Regions from separate parts of the Homo sapiens genome. Here regions 1, 2, 3 and 4 are each linked to region 5. Evidence: chromatin contacts called from ENCODE Hi-C or POLR2A ChIA-PET data. All regions are on one chromosome and are shown on one strand. The core of a region is the stretch at or near the end of the contact, and the rest is flanking DNA. Distances in the headings are between cores, read along the strand shown. Region 1 holds the start of FAAP20 (FA core complex associated protein 20). Region 2 overlaps SKI (SKI proto-oncogene). Region 3 holds the start of MMP23B (matrix metallopeptidase 23B). Region 4 holds the start of SKI (SKI proto-oncogene). Region 5 holds the start of GNB1-DT (GNB1 divergent transcript).

Region 1 (2,700 bases), core at 80-2,579, 300 kb after region 5:
CGGCAAGCAGGTGGACCCCAGACCCGTGACAGAGAGCCACCTGGACATGCCAGGCCACAGCACTGGGCCACCTTTCCAGTGTGAAACAGGGCTTTAAAAGCCAGCGCTGAGCTCGGCCACCTCTTGACCTTCTGAACGGCTGTGGTTTCCAAACACGGATGGATAACCGGGCCGGGCGCAGGGGTGGCCTACTCACCTGGGGGCGAACTCCTTCTGGCACATGGGGCAGCTGCGCAGGGCCGCGGCACCCTCCACAGACGGCTGCTGCTCCACCCTGGGGGCCCTGCAGGGATCAGGTGCCGGGCGCTGGGGCAGGGACCTGGCGGGGGATTCCAGGTGCCCTCCTGCCCCGTGAAGCAGCCGGTAGGAACGGCCCGGGCCCCACAGGTCCGGCGGAAAGGGTGTCCAGGAAAAGGTCTTGGGTCCGACAGTGAAGACTTCAGTGGGCTCCGGGCCGCACCTGGGCTCCTGCAACACAGAGTTGTTGGGCCTTGCCCAGCGATGGCTCCCGCCCTGGAAACCCCTTCATCGCTAAGATGGGCCCAGTGGGCACACCTGTCCTGGGAAGGCGGGCAGTGAAGGCACCTCGTGATCCAGGATCAGCTCCGGGCTCACCGTGCGCAGTAGCTCGGCCCAGAGCCGCTCCCGCTCATCACCCCCCAGGAGAAACCAGGGGCGGCCGCCAGAAGGCCTGGGGCAGACAGAGAGGGCAGACAGGGGGTACTCAGTAGCGGAAACGCTATGGTGGGGAGACCCGGGAGGGCCTGGGGCAGAGAGAGCGGGGAGATGGGGGGTACTAGAGGGAAATTCGATGGTGCGGGAGGTGGCCGGCAGGGTTGGGGGAAGGGCTGCTGGGGCAGACAGTGCGGAGATGAGGGGTACTGGGGGTGGGGGAGCGGGGTGGGTGGGTGGAAATATGGGGTCCTCAGCGGGATGAGGCGATGGTTGGGGAGATTGCGGAGGGCCTGGGGAAGGTAGAGGGTTAGATGGGGGGTGCTCAGGGGAGACGCGATGATGGGAGAGGCGCGGGAGGGCCTGGGGCGGCGCGGGGGAAGCTCGGCGTGGGGTGGGGGCTCAAGGCGGGCGCTGAATGGCGGCGCGGGGTGGGGCGACGGGCGTGGGGGCCGGGCCCGGGGGCAGGGAGCCCTCCCCAGGGGGAGAATAGAGCGGGAGGCCCGCGGGGGCGCCGGGAAGCACGTGGGAGCGGGAAAACCGGCCGCGCCCCCGCCCGGCTCCCGGCCTCACCCGCCCGCCGGGCGCGGCCTCCGGCGGCTCAACCCCAGCCGCGGCCTCCGCGCCGCCTCCATCCAAGCCCGCGCCGGGCGGAAGTGAGCGCAAGCCCCGCCCCCGCCCCTCCAGGCCCCGCCCCCGCCCCGGCCCCGCCTCCAGACCTCTGCAGCGAGGCCGCCCCCCTCCGAGACAGTCGGAACCCCAGGGGCCCTGATCCCAGCCTGTAGGGAAACTGAGGCCAGGGTTCCTTCGTCCTGCACCGCACAGGGGGGCCTGGCGTGAGGGTGGGGGGCCCAGGTGGGGGAGCCCCGCCCGTGTCCCCTTTCCCGTCCGGGCAGCCCCCGGGCCGGAGCCCCCTCCGTTACCCCGATGGCTGCCCGGCCCGCCCCGGCACTGCCTCCTCCCGGCTGCACCCAACAGCTCCCGCCCCCGTTTCCGGCTCTGCGGAGCCGCCTCTCCTCCCAGGACCATTCCAGGAGTAAATAAAGCTTGAAATCCGCCGTCGCCACCACCGTTTCTTTACAAAAGGCGGGGAACTCAAGCTCCTTAACCAAGAAACCAGAGGCGAAGTGACAAAGTCCAGGTGGCTCACTTGGGCCTCAGGGGCCTGGGCCAGGGCCCTGGGGGCAGCTGAGGGGCTTTCCTGCCTGGACCCCGGGCTCTGCGACCTCAAAGTCGGCCACGTGGTGGCAGCAGCCGCCCAGGCACCCTGGTGCCACACTTGGCTGTGCCCAGTGCCCCATGGGCCCAGGCCACTTGCCTCTCCCTTGGCCCTGCTGGGCCCTGGAGTGGCTGCCACCCTCACGGAAGGAGTGGGGTCTACAGAGATCAGGGTCAGGGGCCCTCGCCAGACGCCACTCAGGGCTCTGGGACTCCTTGGCAGTTTCTGCCCTGCCCAGCCCCAGCAGCTTTGGGGCTATGCTGGGCACCCCTCCTGCAGGGCTCCCTGGCTGTTCCTACCCCTCACCTGGCCCCTCCCAGCCCCCAGTCGTCTGTGCCCTCCCTCCAGAACTCAGCTGTGGAGCCCGGCCCTGAACCCAGGCCACCCGAGTGGCCCACCGTCCTTCAAGGGGCCCCAGCCTGGAGGCCATAGGTTGGTGTTCAGGGAAAGGGTCAGCAGCAGGGCCTGGACTGGGAGGTCCCCCTCTCCCTGCATGAGTGGTTTTCTTCCGCACACCTTCCTGCTCTAGATGCTGGAGGCCCCCAGCAGAACAAGATGGAGGCACCAACCCCCAGGCCCTTCGACTTGAGTGAGCAGATGGAGATGCAGCGCTGAGTGCTGCCCGGGCAGGGGGAGGGGGCCTGGGGGAGCTGCTGCAGGCCGTGTGGTCTCAGGGGGCCCTGTGGGAGGTAGCCTGTGGCTGGGCCTGCTCTCAGGCGAGAGAAGCCCAGCCGTGGGGTCTCTGCAGCCCCACGTCCACCACATGGCAGGTGCCAGCTGACCAAGCGCTCTCAGACAGCCAGTGTCCA
Region 2 (2,700 bases), core at 142-2,641, 400 kb after region 5:
TGGTCACCACGTGGCCACTTTGTGAGGCCCCTCCTCTAAGATCAAATGTGGCACTGCAGAGCTACACCAACCCCGAGCCCCGCGCAGGGCAGGGCAGGAGAACCAAGATCGTGGGGGTGGGGGGGTGCAGGGCAGGGCAGGAGAACCAAGATCGGGGTGGGGGTGCAGGGCAGGGCAGGAGAACCAAGATCGTGGGGGTGGGGGGGTGCAGGGCAGGGCAGGAGAACCAAGATCGTGGGGGTGGGGGTGCAGCACAGGTCGTGCTCCCGGGGCTGGCTGTAGCGGCTCTCCCCTCCCCCGAGCCCACCGTGTGCTTCTTGTCCAGCCTTTTGAGATGACCACAGCTCTCAGTTTGGCCCCACAGCAGCATCTGGGTTGACGTCCCTGATGAGGTTTGGAAACAGCAGAGAAGGGGTTGTCCTCTTCCACCAAGAGCCTGGCTGGCCTGGCCTCCCTCTGGGCAGCACCTGGCTGGGCTGACTGGGCAGAGGGAAGGGGTGGCCTGGCCAGGGTGAGCATGGGGTGCTTGCCACTCCACAGAGGGGGTGCAGGAGGCGCCTCCAGGCCACGTTGCTCCAGGACATGCCACCTCCACAGCCCCCTCCTTGGAGTCTTTCCTCAAGGTCTTAGGATGGCTGTTTGTGCCCTAGCACAGAGACCCTTGCCCTCTTGTGTGGCGCCGGGGGTCCCTGTTGGTCAGGGATGTTCCTAGAGTGGGGAGGGAGTCGGTAAGGCAAGGGTGATGTTGGTTGTAAGGGGTGGAGTCCTTGGTCTTAAGAGATCAGGCAGGGCAGCCCTGGGCTGCCCCCGGCAGAGCCTTTGCCCCAGGCAAGTCCCGGGGCTCCTGGGAAGAGGCTACTTCTCAGCCTCTTGAGAGGGCCTCCAGGGCACAGGCAGGGAGCAGCTGTGAGGGTGTGGCTGTGATGGGGACTCTTGACTGCAGTGTGGATGTGAGCTGATTGGGGGTAGGCCAGCCTTCTGTGCGGGACACTTGGGAACTGAGGGGACACAGCCGCCACCCTGCACTGCTCAGCCTGAGCACCTCTCTGGCTGTTTGGTGCTGCACGTGTTTCTGGGCATCTGAGATGAGGCCCCAGGGCCTTTGCTTCCAGACACCAGGGGAGAGAGACCAGCCCCAGAACAACAGTTGGCGGGTGGGCTGGGGTCGTCAGAGCTTCTGACCTCATCAGGGGCTCCCCCAGAGTTTTCTGTGCGCTGCCGTGTGTCTGGGCCAGCGCTGGGGGCAAGCGATGCCTTCTGTGGTTTGAGGTCTTGTAGGCAGGAGGAGGAGGAGGAAGAGGGCACCTGCTGAGATACTTCACTGGTCTGAGGGCCCCTTCTGCCCCAGCTAGCGCTTGGGTGAGGGTTGGGCTTGCGGAGCCGTCCTGTAAAGCCGGGGATGGCAGGACGCATTGTCACCCCCTCCTGCCGCTCTTACGAAACACTCTTAATTGAGTCCGATTCTTGGTGAATCAGCCTTCCAAGAACCGCGACCGCAGCATCCTGTGCCGCTTCTGTGTTCCGCATTTTTCTCTTTCTGCAGCGTTTCCTCTCATTCTGGATGGAAAGGCCTGTTTGTCTCCCTCAATCTTTGGCGAGGGTGGCAGGCAGCCAGGCGGCCATTACGGGCCGCGCCTCCCACCAGCCAGTCGCTGGCAGGAGCGTCCGGGGAGGGAGCAGACCCCGTTCACCCTCACCCCAGAACTGAAGCAGCGAGGGGACCCAGACGAGCTGCGAATGCAGGCGCTGGGGATGCTCATGCCAGCTTGCTGTTCTTGGGAGTCTGTTTATTCTTTTAAGCTATTTCAGCATTTACCTTCAGTAGCATCGGAGGAAAAGAACGATACATTCGCCCCAGTGTGTCCCCTGGGGGACCTCTGGCTAATTTTCGGATTCCGAAAGTGAGGTTTTGCAGGGCTGTGTGGCCACTCCTTTGTGGTCGGCCCCAGTGTCATCAGGCTGGTTTCAAATCTGGGGTCTGTGGTTCGAGGCTGAGTGCAGGGCTCAGGCTGGATGGGGAGGGTGAGAAGAGTGGGGCCAGACTTCCCGGGGTCAGCACACACATCTAGGGTCGTCATGGAGCCCATGGCAGCACTGCCTGGCCATTGGCCCCTGGTGGACGCCTCAGACCGAGGTCCCAGGAGAACCCCAGCAAGGTTGGGGCTGCAGAGGGAGCCCTCCCCGGGACAGCAGCTGGACCAGAACAGAAGCTGGGCCCTCCCCCACCCCCTCAGTCTCTGCAGCCCCCACCCTCCTTCCAGCACCTTCCCCCCTGGATGGATGGGTCTTTGTGTTTTGATGCCCCTTGGCTCTGGCATTGTGGGGGGGCCCCCTGGGGCATGAGGAAGAGGGCCAGTGCCAAGGCCCCGAGGGAGCGCTACTAATTGCTACTCAGTTTCCTTAGAAAGATTTGGCTTTTTGTCATCAACAGCGCTAAAGTAACAGCAAAGATGACCTACTTAAGCGAAAGAAAAATCCGAGTGAACCTTTAAAGCTGGTATTCTCACTTCATTTTGGGGCTTGGGGTTGTCTTGCAGATTCAATCTGTTTCCTCTGTGCCACAATAATCAGAAAATAGGTTAATTTAAGCCCAATATGAAAAGTGAATTATCATGTGTGAAATATTAATGGCACTTACAAAAATAGCTTTATAATTTCTTGAACCGTGAAATCTTCAGAGAAGGCCCATAGCTCACGTGA
Region 3 (2,700 bases), core at 77-2,576, 260 kb before region 5:
CTGCCCCCGGGCCCCCCTCGCTCTTCCGTCCTGGGGGCGGCCGCGGGGACTCGCGCTCTGATCCAAGGGGCCCGACACTCCCCAGGGCTGTGGGGTCCCGTCCCAGCAGGGAGTTAGTTGGGGGGCGTCCCAGGCAGGGTCTGGGGGCCGGGCGCACGCAGGCGGGGTGACGAGCTGGGGGGGCGGGGGGCGGTGTCGGAGCAAATACGGCGGCCAGGCCCAGCCTCTCGCGCTTTCCAAGAACCGCCCGCGGCCGCCGCCAGCTGCTTGGCGCTGACCCCGTTGGCCGGGCTGCCGTCACCCTGGGCCCGACGCCGGCGCGGAAAACGGGGAGGGACGAGACAGACACAGGCCGGTCTGGCTCGGAATCTCCTGCTCCTCTGCCCAATCCCCCACCCCCGCCCCGCGGGACGCCGGTGCCCGGTCTCGGTCCCAGCCCAGAGCCGCTCGCGCCTGGACGCCGGCCGCCCCGTCGAACCTTTGGGTCTCCGAGCTCCCCGCCCCCGCCCCCAATCAGGACCGGTCCAGACCTCCAGGCCCGGCGCTTAGCTCCGTTTCCCGTCCCTCCCGTCTCCCTCTCCCCTTTGCTGGGGCCTAGCCGGGGATTTAGGAGCCACACACCCTCCACCTCACGCGCTACCCTCCACGGGGCTTCCCGCAGCCAGGGCCCGCCCCTTCCCGGCTCCCCGGGAGACCCTGGCAAGTTCCCTCCCTCCGCCCCGCAACCTGGCACCCTCCGCGGCCCTTGCCTACCCACGCACCCCCTCCCCGCCTCCCCCTCCACCGCCCCATACTCACTGCCACGTCCCCATCCGGCCATCCCCTCCCAGCTCTCGGGGACACTGTCAGGCGAGCGACGCGTCTCCTGCGGCCCAGCTCAGCTGCCTGGGCCAGGATGGAGACTCCGCTCATGTGGGGCTCAGGGGTTTTTTGAGGATTCCATTTGGGAAAAAAGCCACCAGATCACTCACTGCCCAGCAGTGGGGGCTTGGGGACCCCCACTGCTACCCTTTCCTAAGCGGGAGCCCTGGCGCTGCCCTTCCCGGGCTGCCTGGGGCCCTCTTCGCTCCCCCCTCCGAGGACCCCGCCCAGCAGGCCATGCCCAGGCCTCTGCCCCTGGCCCACGGGACGCGGGTCCCCATGCCCCCGGCTGGAGACAGCAGGCAGCTCGGCCAACGGACGGGCCAGCTGGTTCCCTTCAGGGGCAGCCTTGCCCCCTCTCCCGCCCCGTCTCCCTCCCCCCCACCACACCGGGCTGTAACCCGAGCCGCCGAGCCACTGCCTCCCCTCCGGATCCTCCCCGGAGGCTCTGCGGCCCGGGCCCCCGCGCCTTGCTGCCCCATGCAGCCCTGAGCCCCACAGCAAGTCTGCCATGGGCCGCGGGGCCCGTGTCCCCTCGGAGGCCCCGGGGGCAGGCGTCGAGCGCCGCTGGCTTGGAGCCGCGCTGGTCGCCCTGTGCCTCCTCCCCGCGCTGGTGCTGCTGGCCCGGCTGGGGGCCCCGGCGGTGCCGGCCTGGAGCGCAGCGCAGGTGAGCGGCGGGGGGGAGGCCAGGTGCCGGGTTGGGGGGGTCCTCACGTCTGTGGGTCTGGTCTATCGGGGGGCCCGCAGGACGTGTGCGGGGTGTGCGGGGTGTTTGAGGGTCCGGATGTGCGTCCCGAGGTCGGAGGGTTGGACGCCCCTGTGTCCAGTTGTTGGGAGGGGTGGGAGGCCTCGCCCTGCTGTTCAGCCCCTTCCCCTCCACTGGGCCGCGTTCCCAGGGACGTGCAACAGGGCGCTCAGGTTAGGAGACCCGAAACCACAGGCAGACAGGACCCGCCACGCCCGCTCCCAGCCCTGGGCACCCCCACCCCCGTTTCCTTCCAGTCCATTTTCCGCGGCAGTTTTTGGTCCTGGGGACCGTCACCGATGCCTCCCACGCACGCTTTCTTCCCTGAAGGGAGACGTCGCTGCGCTGGGCCTCTCGGCGGTCCCCCCCACCCGGGTCCCGGGCCCACTGGCCCCCCGCAGACGCCGCTACACGCTGACTCCAGCCAGGCTGCGCTGGGACCACTTCAACCTCACCTACAGGTGCGCCCTGGCTGGGCCCCGGGGGAGGGGGCGCGGCCGGCGCCCGCTGAGCTCACTCTCCCTGCAGGATCCTCTCCTTCCCGCGGAACCTGCTGAGCCCGCGGGAGACGCGGCGGGCCCTAGCTGCCGCCTTCCGCATGTGGAGCGACGTGTCCCCCTTCAGCTTCCGCGAGGTGGCCCCCGAGCAGCCCAGCGACCTCCGGATAGGTGGGCGCCCGCCCCCGCCCCGGCCCGGCCCTGCGCGCCCGGCCTCTCAGCCCCGTGCTCCCCCCAGGCTTCTACCCGATCAACCACACGGACTGCCTGGTCTCCGCGCTGCACCACTGCTTCGACGGCCCCACGGGGGAGCTGGCCCACGCCTTCTTCCCCCCGCACGGCGGCATCCACTTCGACGACAGCGAGTACTGGGTCCTGGGCCCCACGCGCTACAGCTGGAAGAAAGGTGACCGTCCAGGCTGGCCTCCTGGAGGCCTCTCCTCTGCAGCACAGTGGGCTGCCGCGGTCGGGCTTTGGGGCAGACGGCAGGAGGGACCTTCCGGGGTGGTGGCTGCCACTGGAGTCTAGCAGGCAAGGAGGGGAGCCCGTGGGAGCCCCCATCCCGGCAGCCCTGAACTCCCTTTCCCATCCCCCTGC
Region 4 (2,700 bases), core at 8-2,507, 340 kb after region 5:
GACGTCTCAGCGCTCCACGGCCCCGGGGCGGAGGTCAGGGGTCTCGCCGGCCCGAACGCCGGGCCCCGCGGGGCCGAAGTCCTGATAAGCCACCTGGCAGGAGTGGCTGGCAGACCGGCTGCGTCTGGGGCACCGGGCGCCGCCCCTCCCAGGCCCGAAGCCCCCGGCCCGCGCAGCAGGGACACTCCGCCAGGGGCCGGCGGGCGGGGCGGGGCCGGCGCGGCCGGGAGCCGCGGACACTCGGCCACCGAGCCACCGGCCACGGCGCAGCGGGGGCCGCCGGGCTGCGCCGCCAGGGTCACGCGACGCGGTGCCCGTCTCGGCGCAGGGTCCCTGGGCGTGGCCGCTGTCCCCCTCGTGTGTGGGACCCCAGGTCACCGTGTGGCGTCCCGGTAGTGTGTGGGACCCCAGAGGCGTCCGGGGCCTCCCCGCTGTGTGGTGTCCCACCCTGGGAGAACCCCGGGTGCGTGGCGTGGCCCCCCGGCCGCCCCCAGCTGGTTTGCGGTCGTGGCGGGGGCCTGTGGGTTTCTGGGCCCCGACGGCGGCGAGACGGGCGCCTTCCCAGCGGCGCAGGAAGCGGCCTCGGCCGGAAGGGGGGCCCCGGGCGCCACCGCCGCCTCCGCCTCCGCCCGCGCCCAGCGGCCCTCGGCGGGCGGGGCCGAGCGGGGCCGAGCGGAGTCGAGCATGGCCGAGCGTAGCCGAGTCCCGGCCGAGCGGAGCCGAGTCATGGCAGGGCGGGTCCGAGCGTGGCCGAGTCCCGGGCGAGCGGAGCCGAGCGCGGCCGAGTCCGGGCGGGGAGCGCGCGTTCCTGGAAGAGCCCGGCTGGGGAGCGGGTCACATTCTTGGCCAGCGCTAGGGCTGAGGCGGACGCACGGCAACAAACAGCGCGGGGGGCGGGGCCGGCGCGGGGCGGAGCGGGCGGCGCGGGGCGGGGCGGCGCGGCGGCGGCGTGAGCTCAGCGCCGGGCGCTCAGTCCGAGCCGGAGCGAGCCGCCGGGAGGATGTGCGCCGAGCGCCCCGAGCCCCGCGCCGCCGCCGCGCTCTGAGGGCCGCGGGCGAGAGGCGCCTCCGCCGCCCCGGAAGCCGGGCGGGCGGGCCGCGGAGCCGGCGGGCGGGCGGGCCGGGGGCCGGCGGCGGGCGCGACGCGGCCGGCCAGCGCCGCCGGGACGAGCCGGGCGGGCGCCTCGCGGTGGGAGGAGCGGGGCGGCGGCGGCGCGCCGCGCGAGGACGGCCCGGCGGGCCCCGCGCCCGCGCCCCCGCTCCTCCCGGGCCCCTCGGCCTCGGCCGCCGCGGCGATTCGCGCCTCGCGGCGCCGGCACCTGCCCGCGCGCCCCCCGCGAGCCCCGGGCCCGCGAGCGTTGGCGTTGGCGTTGGCGGCGCGCGCCGGGGCATGCCCCGCGCCTAGAGCCCGGGGGGCGCGCGGGGGACGCGCGGGGGGCCCGGGCGGCGGCGGGCGCGGCGCGGGGCGCGTGGATGTGGCGCCGGGCCCGGGCGGCGGCGGGCTCCAGCGGCGGGACCCCTTCGCCCCGCCCGCCTTCCCCTTCGCGCCCCCGGGCGAGGCCGCGGCCGTGATCGGCCGTGAGCCGGCGGCGGGGGGCGGCCGGGGTCGGGGCCGCGGGCGCCGCCGGGGCGCGCGGGGCGGCGGCGGGGGCCGGGGGGGCCCGGGCGCGCGGGAGCGGGAGCGGCCGGGGGAGCCGGAGCGCACCATGGAGGCGGCGGCAGGCGGCCGCGGCTGTTTCCAGCCGCACCCGGGGCTGCAGAAGACGCTGGAGCAGTTCCACCTGAGCTCCATGAGCTCGCTGGGCGGCCCGGCCGCTTTCTCGGCGCGCTGGGCGCAGGAGGCCTACAAGAAGGAGAGCGCCAAGGAGGCGGGCGCGGCCGCGGTGCCGGCGCCGGTGCCCGCAGCCACCGAGCCGCCGCCCGTGCTGCACCTGCCCGCCATCCAGCCGCCGCCGCCCGTGCTGCCCGGGCCCTTCTTCATGCCGTCCGACCGCTCCACCGAGCGCTGCGAGACCGTACTGGAAGGCGAGACCATCTCGTGCTTCGTGGTGGGAGGCGAGAAGCGCCTGTGTCTGCCGCAGATTCTCAACTCGGTGCTGCGCGACTTCTCGCTGCAGCAGATCAACGCGGTGTGCGACGAGCTCCACATCTACTGCTCGCGCTGCACGGCCGACCAGCTGGAGATCCTCAAAGTCATGGGCATCCTGCCCTTCTCGGCGCCCTCGTGCGGGCTCATCACCAAGACGGACGCCGAGCGCCTGTGCAACGCGCTGCTCTACGGCGGCGCCTACCCGCCGCCCTGCAAGAAGGAGCTGGCCGCCAGCCTGGCGCTGGGCCTGGAGCTCAGCGAGCGCAGCGTCCGCGTGTACCACGAGTGCTTCGGCAAGTGTAAGGGGCTGCTGGTGCCCGAGCTCTACAGCAGCCCGAGCGCCGCCTGCATCCAGTGCCTGGACTGCCGCCTCATGTACCCGCCGCACAAGTTCGTGGTGCACTCGCACAAGGCCCTGGAGAACCGGACCTGCCACTGGGGCTTCGACTCGGCCAACTGGCGGGCCTACATCCTGCTGAGCCAGGATTACACGGGCAAGGAGGAGCAGGCGCGCCTCGGCCGCTGCCTGGACGACGTGAAGGAGAAATTCGACTATGGCAACAAGTACAAGCGGCGGGTGCCCCGGGTGAGTGGCCCCAGGCCTGGGAGCTG
Region 5 (2,700 bases), core at 116-2,615:
CTTAAAAGTCAAAAGCCTCAGCCGACAGCCCTGTGGAATTTTCAACAGATCTCCCCACTCCCCACCCCCACCCCGCTTCCAGCCGAAAAGCCGATCCAGGCAAGAGGAAGACACCCAGCCTTTGTGCTATTTCCTGTCCTCTCCCCCACCTTCGGGCCTTCGGAATATCGCAAACCGGGCCCCGAAACTCGGCGCGGCGGCGGCCGCCCCACAAAGGCAGCGGTGGGAGCGCCATCTTGGCGCGGCCACCGGGCCCATTCATTCGCGGGGCCGGGCCGGGGTCCGCGCAACCCTCGAGTCGACACGCGCGGGGCGCCAGCGCCGGACAGACCCGGGCCTCGGCAGGAGAAGGGCGAGGCCACAGCGCGACTGCCTCAGCGGCTCGACACAGCGAAAAGGGCCGAAACCGTTATTTTCCCATTTCCCGACGCCGCGCCCGGCTTCCGCTTTAAATCCCTACTCCGACCGCGGCGCGCGGCCCGGCTTCCCCATTTCATTGTTCCCCTTCCCCACGCTCGCGCCCCGCGGCCGCCCGGCCCTCAAAGTCACCCCGATAGGCGGCCCGCGCGGGGGCTCCGGCCGCCGACACCGCCCCGCCTGCAGGCCCGCCCGGCCTTTGTTCTCGCGCCGCGGGCCCGAGAGCCACGTCCGGCTCCCCACGCAGGGCCCGGCCCCGCCCGACCCGCGCCCCCGGGGCCCCGGCCGCCGCCACGGGAAGCGCCCGCGGCGCACACAACCCCGCACCCCGGTGCCGAAACTCGGCCCCCAGCCTTGGGCCTGGGACCCCGGCTCCTCTCCCTAGACCCCGCCCTCGACCCCGACCCTGCACCCCGAACCTCGGACCCCAGCCCCCGGCCCCCCCTTCGGACGCCGCCCGCCGCACCCGGGCGGGGCAGGAAGACGCGGCCCCGACCGGCGGGTGGGGTGGGGGCGGGGCGGGCGCCCCCAGGGCGGGCGGGTGGACGAACAGGACCCGGGTCCGGGGCTGGGGGCTGCCGCGCTCACCTCAGCGCCCTCGTCGCGGCCTGACGCGCCCACACCGCCGCCTCGGCCGCCGCTCGGCAGGTCGTCGCGCTCGGGCCGCGCTGCGCGCTCCGCGGGCGCTGCGGGCAGGTGCGCGCCGGCGAGGCTCGGTCCAGTCCCGCCGCGGCGGCTGCTCCACTCCCGGCCCCGCTCCCCACTCGCCGCCCGCTCCCGCTCCCGCCGCCGCCGCCGCCGCCTCCGTCCGCCCCTCAGACGCCTCCAGCCATCGGGATGGGCGCGGCGGGCCCCTGCCCGCAGCCTCGGAAAACCCCACGCGCTCGCGTCACCACGCACGCCGCGCGTCGCGCGCGCTCGCCAGGCCCGACGGGCACGCGCACGCCTGTGCGCGTCCAAACCGCATCGGGCCCCGAGCGCGTGTCCGAGCGGCTTAAAGGGGCCGTGCTGCTGCCTTCGGGTACCGCTGCCCCGGGAGACCCCCGGCGGCCCGGCCCTGCGGGGACCGGGCGGGATGGGGACCGGGGCAGTGGACCCTCGGAGTTGGGATGGGGCGGGGGGAACGCGGGCGTGGAGCCCTCCGGGGACAGGGTAAGGTTGGGTAACCGTGGGCGGGGGCTCCTCCAGGGGCGGGGGTGGGGTAACGGCGGGCGGGGGGCACTCAAGCGACAGGGCAGGGGCGGGAAGGCCGCGGGCGGGGGCGGTCCCTCCGGGGACGGGGCGGGTGGGGGCACCGCGGGCGAGATCGCTTCCTGCAGAGGAGGCAACAGGCCCCGCTAGCAGGTCAGGGTCCCGGGCAGGCGCAGGTGCCCCCCGGCCTCTCAAGCAGGGACTGCGGCGAGCTCAGACGCGGCTGACGGGCAGAGACTCGCGCTTGGGCTCAGTGCGTGTGAAGTGGGCCTCGGGCTGCGGAGGAGGGCAGCACCCCGTGGCTCCTCGCGCTGCTGCGAGCAGGGCCGCCTGGCAGGGGCGGGGGCCGGTGGGCGGGAGTGTCGGGGTAAGGCCGCGGACTCCTCCCATGCCGCTGAGCAGTGGACAGCGGGGACTGGAGACCTCCAGGTGAGGAAGGGGAACGAAGTCAAGAAGGCCACATGTCCTGGCTTCCAGGCTTGGTGTCCTCAGAAGCCTCCAGAACGTCCATGGAACCCGCCCCTGCGCCCACCGCCTCCTGCTGTCTTTCCAGCTGAGTTCCGGCTGCCCCTCACCCTCGGCTTCTTCACTCTGCCTCTCCCCAGCCAGCGCCCTGCTCCCCGGTCCTCAACCACCACCTTCCACCTGCCTGGGCCTTCATCGCCTCCGAGCTCCCCTTCCACACCAAACCTGGCGTCCGTTTTCCTCCAGGCCTGCACCAGCACAGCTGAAGGGGAGAGAGACCCAACCTCATCCACTGGGCCTCCCCTCAACCAGGGCCACAACCTCAAGGGGCCATGCCACCTCCAACACCTATTTCCCACCTTCTACTCTCTCCACACCCTGGGACACCACCCGCCTCTCTCAGCTGACGTTTTCCTTCTTGTTTTGTGTGCATGGTGCTTGTGTGAGAAAGTGGACACACAGTAAGTGCGGCTTCCAGATGCGTCCGCCACCTGCCCTCCGTGCCACGCGCTTCCCCCTACCTAGGGGAGCCTCCACCAGACAGGGAACCCACGCCTTGCCACCCTTCTCTCTCCCTCCCACTTCACCTGTCCGCATCATTTCTGGAGCCCTTTCTTTCTGGCACGA

What was found. A loop is a pair of places that touch in the nucleus more often than their neighbours do. ChIA-PET counts read pairs that join two places held with the same protein, here RNA polymerase II (POLR2A). Pooled maps may share reads with other maps.
Region 1: a loop to region 5 is called in a pooled map, with 3 times the contacts of the local background. The contact joins the promoter of FAAP20 here to the promoter of GNB1-DT in region 5. A Hi-C loop is called at or near these places in 1 of 168 maps with a recorded cell type or tissue (B cell), 9 of 37 single-sample maps with no recorded cell type and 12 of 50 pooled maps. POLR2A ChIA-PET finds 5 or more read pairs at or near these places in 6 of 52 experiments (BJ, CD4-positive, alpha-beta T cell, HEK293 and 3 more).
Region 2: a pooled map shows a loop between it and region 5 (3-fold over the local background). The contact joins the enhancer-like site here to the promoter of GNB1-DT in region 5. A Hi-C loop is called at or near these places in 1 of 37 single-sample maps with no recorded cell type and 8 of 50 pooled maps. POLR2A ChIA-PET finds 5 or more read pairs at or near these places in 2 of 52 experiments (GM12878 and activated T-cell).
Region 3: a loop to region 5 is called in a pooled map, with 6 times the contacts of the local background. The contact joins the promoter of MMP23B here to the promoter of GNB1-DT in region 5. A Hi-C loop is called at or near these places in 1 of 168 maps with a recorded cell type or tissue (CD8-positive, alpha-beta T cell), 5 of 37 single-sample maps with no recorded cell type and 7 of 50 pooled maps. POLR2A ChIA-PET finds 5 or more read pairs at or near these places in 6 of 52 experiments (B cell, H1, HEK293T and 3 more).
Region 4: a pooled map shows a loop between it and region 5 (14-fold over the local background). The contact joins the promoter of SKI here to the promoter of GNB1-DT in region 5. A Hi-C loop is called at or near these places in 7 of 50 pooled maps. POLR2A ChIA-PET finds 5 or more read pairs at or near these places in 4 of 52 experiments (CD4-positive, alpha-beta T cell, GM10248, MCF 10A and 1 more).

The regions. Positions count from the first base shown.
Region 1 is chr1:2,193,443-2,196,142 of GRCh38, forward strand. It overlaps FAAP20 (FA core complex associated protein 20), which reads right to left and starts at 1,330. Exons shown (of 4, transcript NM_182533.4): 1 at 1,246-1,330; 2 at 556-691; 3 at 197-468. The coding sequence starts at 1,307. RefSeq lists silencers at 1,085-1,174, 1,185-1,664 and an enhancer at 2,298-2,700.
Region 2 is chr1:2,289,385-2,292,084 of GRCh38, forward strand. The region is part of intron 1 of SKI (SKI proto-oncogene); the gene reads left to right. Among named protein-coding and RNA genes, the nearest start is that of SKI, 62 kb to the left of the region's middle. RefSeq lists an enhancer at 2,079-2,128. Within about 2 kb of position 1,392, at least 32 of the 41 ENCODE cell types and tissues checked have a DNase peak (open chromatin) inside an H3K27ac peak, as active enhancers do.
Region 3 is chr1:1,630,847-1,633,546 of GRCh38, forward strand. It overlaps MMP23B (matrix metallopeptidase 23B), which reads left to right and starts at 1,327. Exons shown (of 8, transcript NM_006983.2): 1 at 1,327-1,528; 2 at 1,937-2,067; 3 at 2,135-2,274; 4 at 2,342-2,509. The coding sequence starts at 1,373. LOC124903821 (a long non-coding RNA gene) reads right to left here and starts at 940. Exons shown (of 3, transcript XR_007065352.1): 1 at 799-940. RefSeq lists an enhancer at 2,034-2,700.
Region 4 is chr1:2,227,062-2,229,761 of GRCh38, forward strand. SKI (SKI proto-oncogene) reads left to right here and starts at 1,258. Exons shown (of 7, transcript NM_003036.4): 1 at 1,258-2,674. The coding sequence starts at 1,706. RefSeq lists a silencer at 319-1,088.
Region 5 is chr1:1,889,815-1,892,514 of GRCh38, forward strand. It overlaps GNB1-DT (GNB1 divergent transcript), which reads left to right and starts at 1,366. Exons shown (of 2, transcript NR_168264.1): 1 at 1,366-1,569; 2 at 2,086-2,700. GNB1 (G protein subunit beta 1) reads right to left here and starts at 1,273. Exons shown (of 12, transcript NM_002074.5): 1 at 1,006-1,273. RefSeq lists silencers at 588-777, 1,338-1,527, 1,648-1,747, 1,808-2,057.